Linked DNA regions of Homo sapiens: region 2 is linked to region 1. The links are chromatin contacts, found by Hi-C or POLR2A ChIA-PET in ENCODE. All regions are on one chromosome and are shown on one strand. Each heading gives the region's core, a stretch centred on a gene start or an enhancer-like site at or near the end of the contact. The rest is flanking DNA. Distances are from core to core; before and after follow the strand shown.

Evidence for each region. A loop is a pair of places that touch in the nucleus more often than their neighbours do. ChIA-PET counts read pairs that join two places held with the same protein, here RNA polymerase II (POLR2A).
Region 2: a loop to region 1 is called in a map of endothelial cell of umbilical vein, with 7 times the contacts of the local background. The contact joins the promoter of FLJ20712 here to the promoter of KBTBD2 in region 1. A Hi-C loop is called at or near these places in 1 of 168 maps with a recorded cell type or tissue (endothelial cell of umbilical vein). POLR2A ChIA-PET finds 5 or more read pairs at or near these places in 1 of 52 experiments (Caco-2).

The regions. Positions count from the first base shown.
Region 1 is chr7:32,887,376-32,894,511 of GRCh38, reverse strand. It overlaps KBTBD2 (kelch repeat and BTB domain containing 2), which reads left to right and starts at 2,752. Exons shown (of 4, transcript NM_015483.3): 1 at 2,752-2,976. RefSeq lists enhancers at 2,203-2,262, 1,968-2,671, 5,227-5,752 and a silencer at 2,443-3,392.
Region 2 is chr7:33,723,349-33,730,484 of GRCh38, reverse strand. It overlaps FLJ20712 (a long non-coding RNA gene), which reads right to left and starts at 4,504. Exons shown (of 2, transcript NR_165282.1): 1 at 4,376-4,504; 2 at 1,881-2,957.

The DNA of each region.
Region 1 (7,136 bases), core at 1,503-4,002:
CGGAACATCAAATTAACGATGCCAAGAACCTACAGTTATTCTAAGATGGCAGCTGCAAAAGGAAAGCTGAACGGGAGTCACCCTCCCCTGACTGCACCAGTCCCTTCTTCCTCATTGTTCCAGTCCCCTGTGAGACTTTGTTTAAGGGGATGGGAACCTTGAGATAAGGGATGGCAAACAACTACAACTATTTGAGTATAAATGTTCAACCTGTTCTTTTCCCAGTTAAGATAACACACCAAAGCGATTGGCCTTTTTTGAAACCTAGGAACATCAATCCATCCTAACAGCTCTCAGGGTTTTAAGTGTTAAAGAAGGATGCTTTAAATATTAACTAACTAGCCGACTGCTATTTGTCTGACTTGTCTGACCCAATATCCATTCCCAGTGTTTTTCTCTTTTGTAATCTTTATAGGTGGCCAAATTACAATTCTAGACAATGAGATGTTTGTGGAAGTCTGCTGAGTTTGGGAGATGTAGTATCCTGAGAAAGCTTTCACTTTCCTGAAGAAAAAAAAGACCATGGATGGTGGAAGCCACCCCCTTTCCCCTCTTCTTGCCTTGAACAAAGGTGCGAAGGCTAAAACTGCTGCAGCCATATTGCAACCATGAAGTCAATGTCGAGAGAATCACAGAAATGATGGCCCTGCTGTTCTTGAGCTATTGAACCAACAAAGGTAACTGCCTACCTGTAGATTTGAGGTCTTGTTTAAGCTATTATAATGGAATCTTTTCGAAAAAAATGTGGGCCCAAATGCATTCCTAACTGTACAGCCATTAAAAGGACAACTTTAGTCCTCTCTTTCATCCTCACAATTCATTACTCCTCTTATAGTCACTGATAACACCATCTAATCACCCTAACTAAAAAACTCAGTTATCCTTGATTTCTTATTTCCCCTCATCCTCTAGGTAATCAAGTCTTATTTATCATAGCTGGCTAGTTTTCAAATGTATCTCTGCTTCTCCATTCTCACTGACACTGTTAGTTTGGACTTTCTCTCCAACTCATGTCTGGACTGCATTAACAGCGTCCTAACTAGTATCCCTGCTTCCAGTCTGCTATCTATCATGCTTTAGAATTTTTTCTCTAAAATCTTATCAAGATATTCTCCTGCTTAAAAATCTTAAGTGGCTTTTTGTTGCCCACAGGATGAATCACGAACTCCTTGCCGCAGGTATCATTTGTTGTTGTTGTCTGCATGTTTAGACCGCATCTCTCATACCCAATCTGGCACAAAGTAGGTGCTCAAGTGTGTGTTAAATGACTTTAATCTTTTGTATAGCTTGTTTGATATCATACCACTTAACTACTTAATTAGACTAAGTACAGTGGTAGCATGCTGGAAACTCAATGAAGATTTGTTGAATGTAGTTTCCAGATTCTACAGTAAAACAATCCTTTATCAGTAGTTCCTGATAACACGCATCTTGGTGTGCATTCAGTTGATCTAGCCTAGTTTACAGGAAGAGGCTCCCTTCAGTAATGTACTGTATGGCCTTTCAGATTATAATTAGTCATCTATATTCTCTAGATTGGGCTTGTGCCAAGACTGTAAGTTAGGAAGGTAGGTGGAGTCTGTGTGGGCATTTCTGACAATTTTTTGATCCACGAATAGCTCCTAGCAAATTTACAGCCTGCCTGCCAGCAAGCTGTGCCAAGTTAACTAAAACAGTACGGGCCACAGCCATTAGCTGCTGCTACAAACGCTTCGCTTTGCGAAGCAACGCTGAAGGCGCTCTTTTGGAACTCGGGGGGTTGGGGGCGTGCAGCCGCCGCATTGCAGCACACAACGGAAGGCTTCAGACGCTGGAGCTGCCGTCCGCACCCAGATGTCTCTCTCTCCCTTTTCCCCTAACCTCCCCCAACTGCGGGCCCTTTTGGGTGCTGCTCTGACTTCTTCCTTGGCCTTGGGAAAAGCCGAAGCGGCTCTGGAGAGAGGAGGGCATGGTTTGGAGAAGAGGTGCTGCGGCAACAAAGCGACCCGCCCAACGCCTCCTCAACTTTCTCCTGCCCCCGGTCTGGTATTGTTTAGTCCTACTCATTCCCACTTTCCGAGCCAGCCTGCAAAAATCTGTATTTCAGGGGAAATTCCAAGGGATAAAACACCTCCTTCAGCATAACAATTGGTGTTTTGCTCTCTAGATTTCCTAGCAATGAACTTGTCGGGCCTCTCCATCCGCCCGTCTAGGCCCAAGGCCTCGGCCGCCGCGGCTACTCGGAGTGCCCCTCTGCCGCGCACGCGCCCCTCAAGGGCTCTCCCATGACCTTTCCCGGGAACCCCCTTCAATTACGCTTCCCGTCACCTCGCGCCGCCCCCGCCCTTCCTGCTCTTTCCGTTTCCTCTTTCGCGCCTGCGCGGCCCCAATTGTTTTGGCTTTCCGGTGGCATCCGGCAGAGGAAAAGGGCGGGGGCAGCTAGAGTAAGGGAGGGGCGGGGGACGGTCGCGAGGACCCGGGAAACTGCAAAACTGCCGCTGGTGCCGACAGGCGCGCGCGCGCGCGAGGCGGGAGGGCGGCGTGGCGAGGGCGGGCGCGGCAGGCTGGCCAGCGGTCCATTGCGCGCGCGTTCCCGGGCCGCGGGCGGGGGCGAGAGCGCGCGGCGGGGGCGGGGGCGGGGGCGGCGGGGGCGGCGGGCCCGGCGTCTCGCGGCCCCGGACTGACAAGGCGGCGCGGGCGGGCGGGCGGCGCGGCTCCCGGGGGAGGAGTCTGGCGGTGGTCGGGCCCTGAGGAGCGTGCGGCGGCGCCCGCAGAGGACGCTGCTTTCCGCGCTGGACGGACCAAGCGAGGGAGGGTGCGAGGGGAAACCGGAAGGAAGAGGCGGCGGCGCCAGCCTTCCTCGGCCGGAGGCGGAGGCGAGACCCCAGGCGAGGCCGCGGCGGGAGGGCCACGCCCCCGCCGCCGCGCCGGAGGGGCCCAGTGTGGACGGGGCCACCGGCTGGAGCGGATCCCACACCTCCGGACCGAGGGACGCGGGTGAGCAGGCGACAGTAGCGCCGGGCAGGCTGGGAGCCCGCGGCGACCTGTGGAGGGGCCGGGGAGGAGGGCTGTGGCGGGAGGGGGCTCGGCCCTTTGTGGCTCGGCGGGTGGGAGGCGGCGGCCGCGGCATCTTTCAAACCCGAGACGCTTCCGCCGCGGGCGGGGGAGGGGCGCGGGCGGCCGGCGCCGCCCTCCGCACCCCGCGGCGGCCCCAGGGCGGCGGAGCTCCGGGCAGGTCCGCGGGGAAGGGGCGGCCCGGTACGCCGCTAGCTGGGCGTTTCCGGCCCCGGCACCGGGCGCCTCGGCGCCCGCGGGGCTCCCGGGCGGCGCCTTGGCCTCGGCTCGCGCCCGCCCTTACCGAAGTAAAGCTGTTTCCCTTAAAGACTCGCGACGTGTTCGCGACATGGTGGGCCGAAGGAGGACACCCCCTTCCTTCTGTATTCCCCCCGCGTACATCTGAACTAACCAAGAGAGGTCTAGACGAACAGAGCTCCTGTTATGGTCTATATCGACTTAAAAAAGAAAGCAGAAACTGCCCTTTGAAACGGAAAATTGTGTACGTGTTTACTTTGTGAAATCTTTAACTTCCTTGAATTCGACCACCTCCTTCTCCCTACGGATTGAACAACCGGGGAATAGAAAAATCGCTTAGTTTGGTGTGGGGCGGTTATTTTGAGTTAACATCTTTTTTTCCCTTGGGCTTAGCTATCTAAGAACTCTACCTGCCTCAAAAGGTAGAGGAGCGTCCATCCCACGGGCTACCACGGTGACCCCTTCCAGTGAAAATAGGAAAAGAATTCAAAATACAAAATGAACTTTAAAAGGGTGTGTGTGTGAACTATCTTCTGTGTCAATTAGCCTTATGAAGACGTAGGCAACAGGACTGGTCACGTGTTGTTTATACTTGAATCTGTACGTCGGGCTCACAGCATTTAGGCATTGAGAAACGAAACCCTATCAACGCTGTGCACTGACCAAAATGATATTTTCTTTTATCGAGGCAACTAATTAACAGGGATCTTCCCCCTCTTCCCTCTGAGTTGTACATTTTTGCCGAATTTGAGTAGTATGGGTCTTAGATCTCTTGTAATTGTGAATGACTTAGTTTGGTTAACCTTTGATAAGGACTTTTTTCCCCGACTTTTTTTTCTGATCTAAAGTAAATTGAAAAGCCAGTCGGTTGTTTTCTAATCTCGATGATGTGGAATTTTGCTATTCTTTCCATCTGGCTGATAACTAATGTTAAGCTTACTTCTTCACTTTGATCTTCTGTTGGCTTAGTGCTTATTGAAGCCCTTTTAGGTTGGGGCCTGGAATCCTCAAGAGGTTGTTTTCTGTCAGTAACTCGGGAGTGCTGTGGCCTTTCTGTTGAGCATGCTCTGTAGTCCACACGTTTCCACATAGTGGTGTTTTCTTTGCACAGTTTTGTAGGAAGACTTTATGAGTGCTGTAACTCTACTCCCCTTTTTGCTCTCATAAGAAGCATTATAAAATGTTAACTTATGTTATTCACAGGGCATGTAAGGAGATGGGAAGGAATAGAGGTATCAGTACATATGTCCATGCTCCTCCATAGATTTTCTTCTGGTTGGTAGAAATGTTGAGCTTTTCATTCCTAAACATTGAACATTGAATGTGCAAGGTGAATTCCTAGAAACTTGAATGCAGTCTTAAAAGCCAAATGATAACATTGGTTTTTCCAAAAATGTTACACATTTAGAAAAGAGTCCCCCTTCCCCTCTTCTCTTTGCCCACATTCCTAAGACAAGTAAGGCCAGGAAAAAGGATTGATCCTGGTGTCATAAAATATGAGTGAAAATTTCAAAGTCCTTTGTTAGCTTAATCTTTTCAGTTTTGTAGAGTTTGAATAGACCAACTGATACTTAAATAACTCAGTATTAGAAATGACAGGTTGATCTCAAGTAATTTTTTTTTGAGACAGAGTCTCTTGTCACTCAGGCTGGTGTGCAGTGTCACGATCTCGGCTCACTGCAACCTCCGCCTTCAGGGTTCAAGTGATTCTCCTGCTTCAGCCTCCTGAGTAGCTGGGATTACAGGCGCGCCCCACCAGGCCTGGCTAATTTTTGTATTTTTAGTAGAGATGAGGGTTCACCATGTTGGTCAGGCTGGTCTCGAGCTCCTGACCTCGTGATCCCCTCACCTCGGCCTTCCAAAGTGCTGGGATTACAGGCGTGAGCTACCGCAGACGGCCGATCTCAAGTAATTTTTTTTTTTTTTTTAAGAGACGGAGTCTCGCTGTGTCGCCCAGGCTGGAGTGCGGTGGCGCGATCTTGGCTCACTGCAAGCTCCGCCTCCCGGGTTCACGCCATTCTCCTGCCTCAGCTTCCTGAGTAGCCCACGCTGGGCTAATTTTTGTATTTTTAGTAGAGATGGGGTTTCACCGTGTTAGCCAGGATGGTCTCGATCTCCTGACCTGGTGATCTGCCCGCCTCGGCCTCCCAAAGTGCTGGGATTTACTGGTGTGAGCCATTGCGCCTGGCCACTTTTCCCCAGCTTTCTTAAGTCACTGCGCAGAGGTGAGAGGAAAAAGGAAAAGTGATACCCAAAATAAAAGGACATAGTATACTCATATGATTATTGTATCGCAGGTGGCATTGCCTTTATGTTCTTGTTTAATTTTTTAAAACTGAGATAACTTGTTAATCATAATATAGTACAGCTTGTACTTGTGACCTGAATTTACTTAGGGTGCTGAGCGTAATTAACCTGATGGAGCCATGTCATCTATCAGTATGGTTGGAAAGAGAGAACAGACCTAAGCTCTGAATGTGACTAGAGCAGAGGAAGCTATGCTGAAATTTTTTTTTTTTTTTTTTTGGGACGGAGTCTCGCTGTGTCGCCCAGGCTGGAGTGCAGTGATGCGATCTCGGCTCACTGCAAGTATGCTGAAATTTTTAAAACTTGATAGATTCTTCAAAAGGCCAGGTGTTTGTTTTTTTGGTTTTTTTGTTTTTTTTTGGTTTGTTTTTTAATTGATGCCTGTCACAACTCCAGAAAATTCTGTTTGTGTAGCAGTTGACAATCTAAAAAACAAATGGTCTTTTCCAGACATTCTCAACTGTCGTGGTTGTTTTGATAACTTGAAAGCAAACTGTTTCTAGCACCCATCTCTTGTCCTTCCTAAGGAGAAAACTATCTCATTGAAATAAAGAAAGGCTTGTTTTATGACTGGTGCCTTTCTGGACTCTCATTTAGTTTTTTACACTGACATCAGCCTCCTCAAGATTGGTCGTCTTTTAAGCACTAGTTTGTTTCATTATTTGTACCATCAAAATATGTGAGAAAAGGAAAAAAAAAGGAAAAATTATCTTAATATTTTAGAACACTGAATTCAGATTTCAAGTGTCAAATGTTTGCAAAAAAGTCCCAATATTCTCTGAAAACATTGGATTTCTCTTATGTAAAATACCATTTAGACAGAATGAAAAAAGAGAACTGTATTTGGAGTGCTGAGACCTTGAAATTGGAATCTTCGGACCTGGTGAAGGTGTGGAATCCAGGAGTTGGGAAAGTGCTGCAAAAGCTTCACCAGTGGGTGGGTTAATAAAAATAATTTCGAATATCTGTGTAGTGCTGTGTGTCAGGTACTGAACCAAGTATGAAATGTAATCCTAGAACAATTCATTGAGAAGAGAGTTGTACTTTTAACTACATTTTATAGATGAGCAAACTGAGGCATAGAGAATAAATAACTTAAAAAGGGCCACACAGCTATTAAGTTGCAGAACTGGGGCTTTAACCCAAGTAGTTTGGGTTTGTACTCAATTATTTTTCAACGGTTGACCTCCATGGAGAACGCCTTGGATCTTTTCCAACAAAAATTTTTAATCTTCTCTATTGACATTTGTAGCATTGGGAGATGCAGCACTCCCTAAGTTAGTAATGTACAATTTGAATGTGCTTCCTACAGGTGAATGATTTATAGCCGCACTGCCCCTCCTGGAGGGAGACCTATCATTCCTTCATTCCTACTATATAATTTATTTTATTTTTAGTTGGCAAATAATTGTATGTATTTGTGGGCTACAATGTGATGTTTCAATCTATGTACACATTGAGGAATGATTAAATCAGGCTATTTACATCTGTCACCTCATGTACTTATTTTTTTTGTGGTGAGAACATTTAGAATCTTT
Region 2 (7,136 bases), core at 3,255-5,754, 830 kb before region 1:
GCTGCAAGCTGTCATCCCTGACTTGACATCCAGCTTGGTCGTCATGAAGGTGCCAGACATTTCTTGGTAGTGGATTGTAATCATTTCCTGGGATGACCATGACAAAGTACCAGACTGTGTGACTTCCACAACAGAAATATATTTTCTCACCATTCTGAAGGCTGGACGTCTGAGATCAGGGTGTCAACTTCTTCCAAGGTAGGGTTGGTTCCTTCTGAGGCCCCTGTCCCTGGCTAGCAGGTGAGCGTCTTCTCCCTGTGTCTTCATATGATCTTTCCCTTTGTGTGTGTCTGGGCCCAAATTTCCTCTCCTTATAAGAACATCAGTTATATGGGATTAAGGCCCAGCCTAACAACCTCCTTTTAACTTAATTACATGTTAAAGGCCATCTCTGCAAATACAGTCACACTCTGAGGTACTGAGGGCTAGGATTTCACTTATGGATTTGGGGGAACAAAGTGCAGCCCCTAGTCGGGACTTAGGTGTCAGTAGCAGACAGAGAGAGTGGAAGACATAGCAAGCCCCATGGGAACTGCACACACCCAGCAGAAGAGGCCAGCACAGGGGGAAGGAAGGAAATGGAAAATGCCTTGGAGGAGCCGACCTGACTACTTGGGCAAGACACTACTGGCCTCACTTCCGAGAGCATGTGAAAAACCCCAAGGACTTCCAGAAAGCTCTAGCTGAAGTGCTGGTGGCTGGGAAGGAAAAGAGTCAGTGAACAAAAGGTTTGCATTATTAATGCAATTCTGTTTGTGCCCACAGGTTGATGAAATCTATTAGAGGAAAATCTGTAGATTTTGGAAGGAATTAAGTTCTTCCTATGGCCCGGCCCTCCCCACCACAACACAAACATACACAGGTGGTGTCTGGCCTCCTTTACATGGCATCCCTGCAGAGGTGAAAACAAGAAACCAGGCCACGCAGAGAGTCATTGCAAGTAGAGGGAGACTCAGACAGAGGCTGCGGGAGCCGGCCCAGCTACGTTTGTGTGTTGGCCACATGCAGCTTGTGCGGCCGCTCCAGGACCCTAAGCCTATATCCAAGGGAGCCATAGACACGTGCTTTTGCTGATGAGCCACAATTTATTAATAGGAGACTCTGTGGGGTGCACCGCAATAAATTGTGATTCGTGAAATTTATAAACTGAGATAGCACTAGCAAGAGGTCCTGTGAATTGTAATTCTCTCGACCTGACAAATGAACTGCTTTGAGCAGTGACAGCTTCAGCCAAGTAAGAGAAATAAATCAGCCGGTGGAACTGTGGTAAGAAAGCAAACAGTTTTATTGGTCTACGGATCTTGAGAAATGTTGATTAAGTCAGATCTGGAATCCCCCCATAGTCGTTTTACAAGCTGCTTTATCCCAGAGACCCCCCAGGCCTCTCCGTGTTACCACAATCTCCCAGGAAAAACAAGGAGTGAGTTACACTGTGTTTAGGGTAGGAAACAAAAATATATATTTTTATGGTCCTGGGAAAAGGTGAGTCCGACCATTCATTCGAGGCGGCTTCTGTATTCCCCAGGACTACATTAGAGGAAAACTTCCTGGAAGGCTTTCCACAACTGATAACCTCTCAGTCTCCAGAGAGCAAAGAATAGAAAATACCTTGAGTTGTGGAAGCCATTATGTGAAAACAAATTTAGAATAAATGGGACTGATCAGAGATTAGTGTTGGAACTAACAAACTATGGGTTTACTTGGCAAGTTAAGAGTAGAAACATGAATGCAACGGGCAATGTTGAAACTGTAGACACTAGAACAAACTGCTTTAAATTGTATTTATGTCCTGAGAGAACCCATTTGCTATCAAATAACTAATTACACTCCTGTCTGTTCATTGAAGGAAGCCCCAAAAGACTCCCTTCCAGAAAGCGGTCTGGTTTCAGCCAATGGTTACATTTATTTTTAAGTGTAGCCCTCAATCTCAAAATGGGCGACAGCGAGACTCCGTCTGAAAAAAAAAAAAAAAAGTAATATTCCAGACTTGTCTTCCCTCAGTTGATACAAATTACCAGGCAGGAACTATTTAATTCAGAAGTTTATTTGCAAGGCCCCAGGAGAAGACAGGTAGCAACTCCAGAGAAGGGAAGGAAGGGAAGGGTAGGAAAATATTGATTAGCCATCTATGTGCCAGGCAGCATGTTTGGGGCCTTACAACCTTCAAGAAGCTATTATCACCTCATTTTAGACAGGAGACCGAAACTCAGAGATGTTCATTAATTTGCCGTGGCCACACAGCATTGATTGGAAAAGGCAAGGACGAACTGACAACTAAGTTCATGCCCTTTCCAGGGTATCATGTCACCTTTCAAAATTGAGGACCCTAGAATCTTCCAGTTGATCACTCTCTCCATGTGCCCCAGCCTCTTTCTGCCTGCAAACGCAGATCTAACTGGATCCCAGAGACGATCACTACCTCCCTTATTCTTCACCATCTCTATGGAAGGAACCCCTACCTCCTCCCTGGGGCAAGGTGCATGGGAAACTGAGTCTGCACCACCCATGGGGCAAGGCTGCCATGCTTGGACAGAGAGGCCAGGCATTCCAGACAACTCCCCCTGCCCCACCCCCACAAGGAGAGCCTGAGGGGTAGGGTGAGGAGGTGCTGGGGAGTTTCCAGTTTCAGGAGCTGTTTGCCCTAAGATGGAGAAAGACAGGTCACAGCGGTGCTCCAGTGCAGATTTGAACAATTTGTTGCAGCCACAGGAAACTTCCGAAATGTCTTTCCCAGCAGCTCTGCCTCCGCCAGGAGCAGGAGCATGTTTGTGTGGCTGCAGGGCACCGGGAGCAGCGCTCTGTGCTCTCCCGGCTCCCTGTGGCAACAGGAGCAAGAACTTCGGGGGGTCAGGCATAGAAACCACAGCAATGAGATCTGACTTCAAAAACACAGAGCCGCGATGTCCACTTCCAGAACACACAACATCTGGATGGATCACCAACAAGATTCCTGCGACCTGAGGTGGAGGCAGGGCAGGAGGCGTGCCTCGGGCCTTGTGGCTTGTGGGGAAAACCTGTCTCCCTCGCAGCCCCCCACCCCCCTCCTTCACTCACGCCTGCATTGTTGTGGGGCTCCCAAGTGAGTGTTCTCTAAGCACTCTAGTGGCCTCATTCCCAAACACTCCTCCCATCACTTTATCCCCAGCTCTAAAAATTGTTCTTGCTTCCTCTTAGCCTAGAGCAGTGCTTGAAGGAGGATAGAAATTTCCTGGGGGTCTTGTTAAAATGCAGGTTGTGATTCAGCAGGCCTGGGGTGAGCCCGGGCTTCTGCGTGTCTAACAAGCTTTCAAGTCCAAGGATGCTGTTGGTCCCAGGACCACACTTTGAATGGCAAAGGCCAGTACGTATGTCCCAGATTCCTAAGTCTGGTGTTCAAAACTCTGGGCCCCTCCCCCTAGACTACCTTTCTTACCTCCTTGATCTCTTCCCCACCCCTGCGATGCTCCGGGCAGAGTCACCTGCCAGCCCACAGGCACACCCACACCCCAGCTTGCCCACCGCGGGGGTTCTGTGCCCACCATTTCCCTCAGCAGGAAAGCTAGCACCCAGCTCTGCCGTTCAAATCTTACCTCCTTCAAGTCCTAGCCTTCCCATAAAGACCATTGTCTTCCTTACAGGAAGAGCTGCATTCCAGAGCCATGGCATACAAAGGGAACAATCTCTGCTTTCTCAGGAAGTGTCAAACCCAGACACTGTTTGGGAGAGACAGATCTGGGCCGCCTCCCTAGAGTGGTGGAGCAACCCCTGAAAGCTGCCTTGGCTGGGACCATGGCTCTCCGATGGGAAGGCCTGCTGCATGATGGCCCTTTCGGAAGGGCATTCACTAGAGTCTGGTATGCTTAACAATTTGGAAACCAGGGTCCGTCATGCAGTGAATACATGTGTCTGAGAAAATCTGGCTGATACAGATAGAATTTCATTTTCATGCTTCACCTTGGTAAGGCCAAATACCAGCTAATGAAAAGTGGATTATGAATTCTTTTTCTTTTTGAGATACAGTGTCACTATGTCGCCCAGGCTGGAGGTGCAGTGGTTCGATCTCATCTCACTGCAACCTCCACCTCCCGGGTTCAAGCGATTCTCATGCCTCAGCCTCCTGACCTAGCTGGGATTATTGGTGTGCATCACCACGCCAGGCTAATTTTTGTATTTTCAGTAGAGACGGGGTTTCGCCATGTTAGCCAGACTGGTCTTGAACACCTGGCCTCAAGTGATCTGCCCACCTCGGTCTCCCAAAGTGTGGGGATTACAGGTGTGAGCCATCGCACCTGGCCTGTACTTTCTATAAAAATATTTTATACCATCTGATATTTAACTGGAAAATGACTGCAGAACTCTTAGCCATCCTTTGTTTTAAATATTCAAAAGCACTTACCTGACACAGGCCCCTAAGAAAGGCTATCTGGGGCACTCTTTTAGTTTTTCTGTTTTATTCCTGATGGTGAAATTCCAGCCAAGATTTTCTGGTTGTGGAACCTCTTCTGATTCTGCCGTTTCACTGACTGGAAATGATTGCTAATTGGAATGAAAATTTTCATCTTATCTGCCCCTCTGTTATTTTGCAGAGGAGGGTGTGGTGTTATCAGTTTGCAGTGGGGTTTAGGGGTGGTGTCAGCCTTGCAGAAGGTTTGGTGGGTTTTCATTTCCCTGGCTTTGCTATCTGCTGTTTTGAGGGAAATGGGTAACCGGATCTTAGAATCCCTGGATGTGAAGAGATAACATTGACTATAGGCAATTCTATTTACTGATAAAAATAATATAGTTTTCAAACAGTCCCACAATGAGTCACTTCTAAATAGTCAGAAATACATTTCCTGCTATTATTCTTTGAGACTGAATTGATAATTTTATAAAATTACTCCCCTCACTAAGGTAGTCCTATTGAATGCATGCCGAATTTGCAACATGGTCTTAAATCTGCAGTACCCTGGTCTTTTGGGACCCACCAGATATGAATCAAAGTCCCGAGCATATTCTCTCATAAGAAATGTACTCTACTTGCTTCTTGCTGTTCACGTTACCAAGAAAAAGAAATGTATTCTACATCTAGCTCCCCTTCCTGAAAATAACAAAGAATAGCATCAGAGCAAGAGTCAGACAAAATCTACTGGCAAGAGTCCAGAATGTCAGGGCACTAGCTCTTCAGCCATCCCCCTCTTTGGCAAAAGGCAAACATCACAAATCACTGATAAGCCAAAGCCTCATCTAAGCACCGAGTGTGGCTGTGGGCTCTTGAAGCAAAAGTCAAGAGACCTGGATGCTATGTCCTGCTGCTTTGCCCCTCAACAGCTTGGTTACTTTGGGCAAGTCTTTTAATCAATGTGAGCCTCAGCTTCCTTATCTGGAAAATGGGGTTAACGACTGCCCCACTTACCTTGCAGGATGGCTGTGACAGTCAAGCCAGATTGTTCCTGGGCAAGCACCTTCTAAATTTACACAAAGAGGTGAGTGCCATGTGATTGGCAGGGAGTATCCGCTGCCGGTTCTGGGGCTCAACAAAGCAGTTCTGTCTTCTGCTGTGCTCCCAGCCTTCCCTCCCAACCTGGGTTACCTTTTAAAGATAGAAGAATTGGCTGGGAGCAGTGGCTCACGCCTGTAATCCCAGCACTTTGGGAGGCTGAGGCAGGCAGATCACGAGGTCCACAGATCGAGACCATCCTGGCCAACCTGGTGAAACCCCGTCTCTACTAAAAATACAAAAATTAGCTGGGCGTGGTGGCACACACCTGTAGTCCCAGCTATTCGGGAGGCTGAGGCAGGAGAATCTCTTGAACCCAGGAGACAGAGGTTGCAGTGAGCCAAGATCGCTCCACTGCACTCCAGGCTGGTGACAGAACAAGATTCTGTCTCCAAAAAAAGACAGAAGAATTATGGGGGATAGGGGTCGAAGTGGAAGAAGGAAAGCAACAGATATTTTAGAGGGATCAGAGCCCTGTCCATTTCACATGTGATTCTTTGAATCTGTCTCCTGCATGTCCTCACTGAGTCCCCAAACAAATTCCCCAATCCCATCTTGTCACCCAGCTCAGTAACAGAATTAGTTAATCCCAGTTAACCTAGATAACTTATCTTTTCCCCATTCCTAAAGAACAGAGGCCATCATTGTGTCTCCACAGGCTCTCTCAAGGGAGATTACCCTTCATCTTCTCCAAAAGGTGGAGAAGGAGACAGTCCTGATAGAAAAGGGAACCTTCAAAGGATTCTAGTGTCTCCCCGGGACTGGAAGGGAAGGGAGCTGTGATCCCAGGTGTGGAGGCTCTCCTTCTCTGGCAACCCTCGGGAGGTGACAGGGCCTCAGGGAGAAATCGTAGCAATGGCAAAGCTCTGCCAAGGAATGGTGGAGCCACCAGCCTCCCAGGAGCATGAGGACTTAGCAGATGAGCACATCAGTAGTCACCCCTGTGGACCGAAGACCAGAGGACTCTATCCAAACGATCTGGGCGAGTGGCCACAGGAACTGAGAGGAAGGGGCATTTCAGGAAAGTCTGCAACTGAATTTCCTACCATCCTGGCAGGATGGCTACAGTGGCATATCAAATTTAGCTTAAAGTAATAAAAGAAACATGAAATTTCTTATGCCCTATAGTTAATGTAGAATTCACATGCCTGCTATCTTTCTGATACATTCTGGCAGATAACCCTGCTTTCTTTGGATACTCCAGAATTTGGGAGAAACAGTTCGAAAGATCAGCACAAGCTCTTTCTGAAATTACCTTCTGCTCCCTCCCGCAATGAGAACTTATGCAGGGAAATAGCAGCCCAGCAGATATTTCCTCCATAGCCTGAAAACTGAGCCACAGATGCCCTACCCTCAGCTCACCCACAAGCACTTCTCGGCAAACCTGGAGGAGAAAATAATGTCTTATCTTTCTTATGTTCAAAAAGGAACATACAATAAACACATCAAGAAATAAATACAAAACTTTATGACTAGAAAACATTGTCCACAGTTACCAGGCAAGAACTAAGGTTGAACTGCTCTCCCAACCAATGCTCACAATTTTGGAAATAGAAACGTTATTATGCTTATTTTACCCTCAGAAAATTGAGGCTCAGAGGTGTTAACTAACTTGCTAAAGATATCGAGCTATTAAGTGGCAGAGCTAGGATTAGAATCCAAATCAGCATTCTATTCT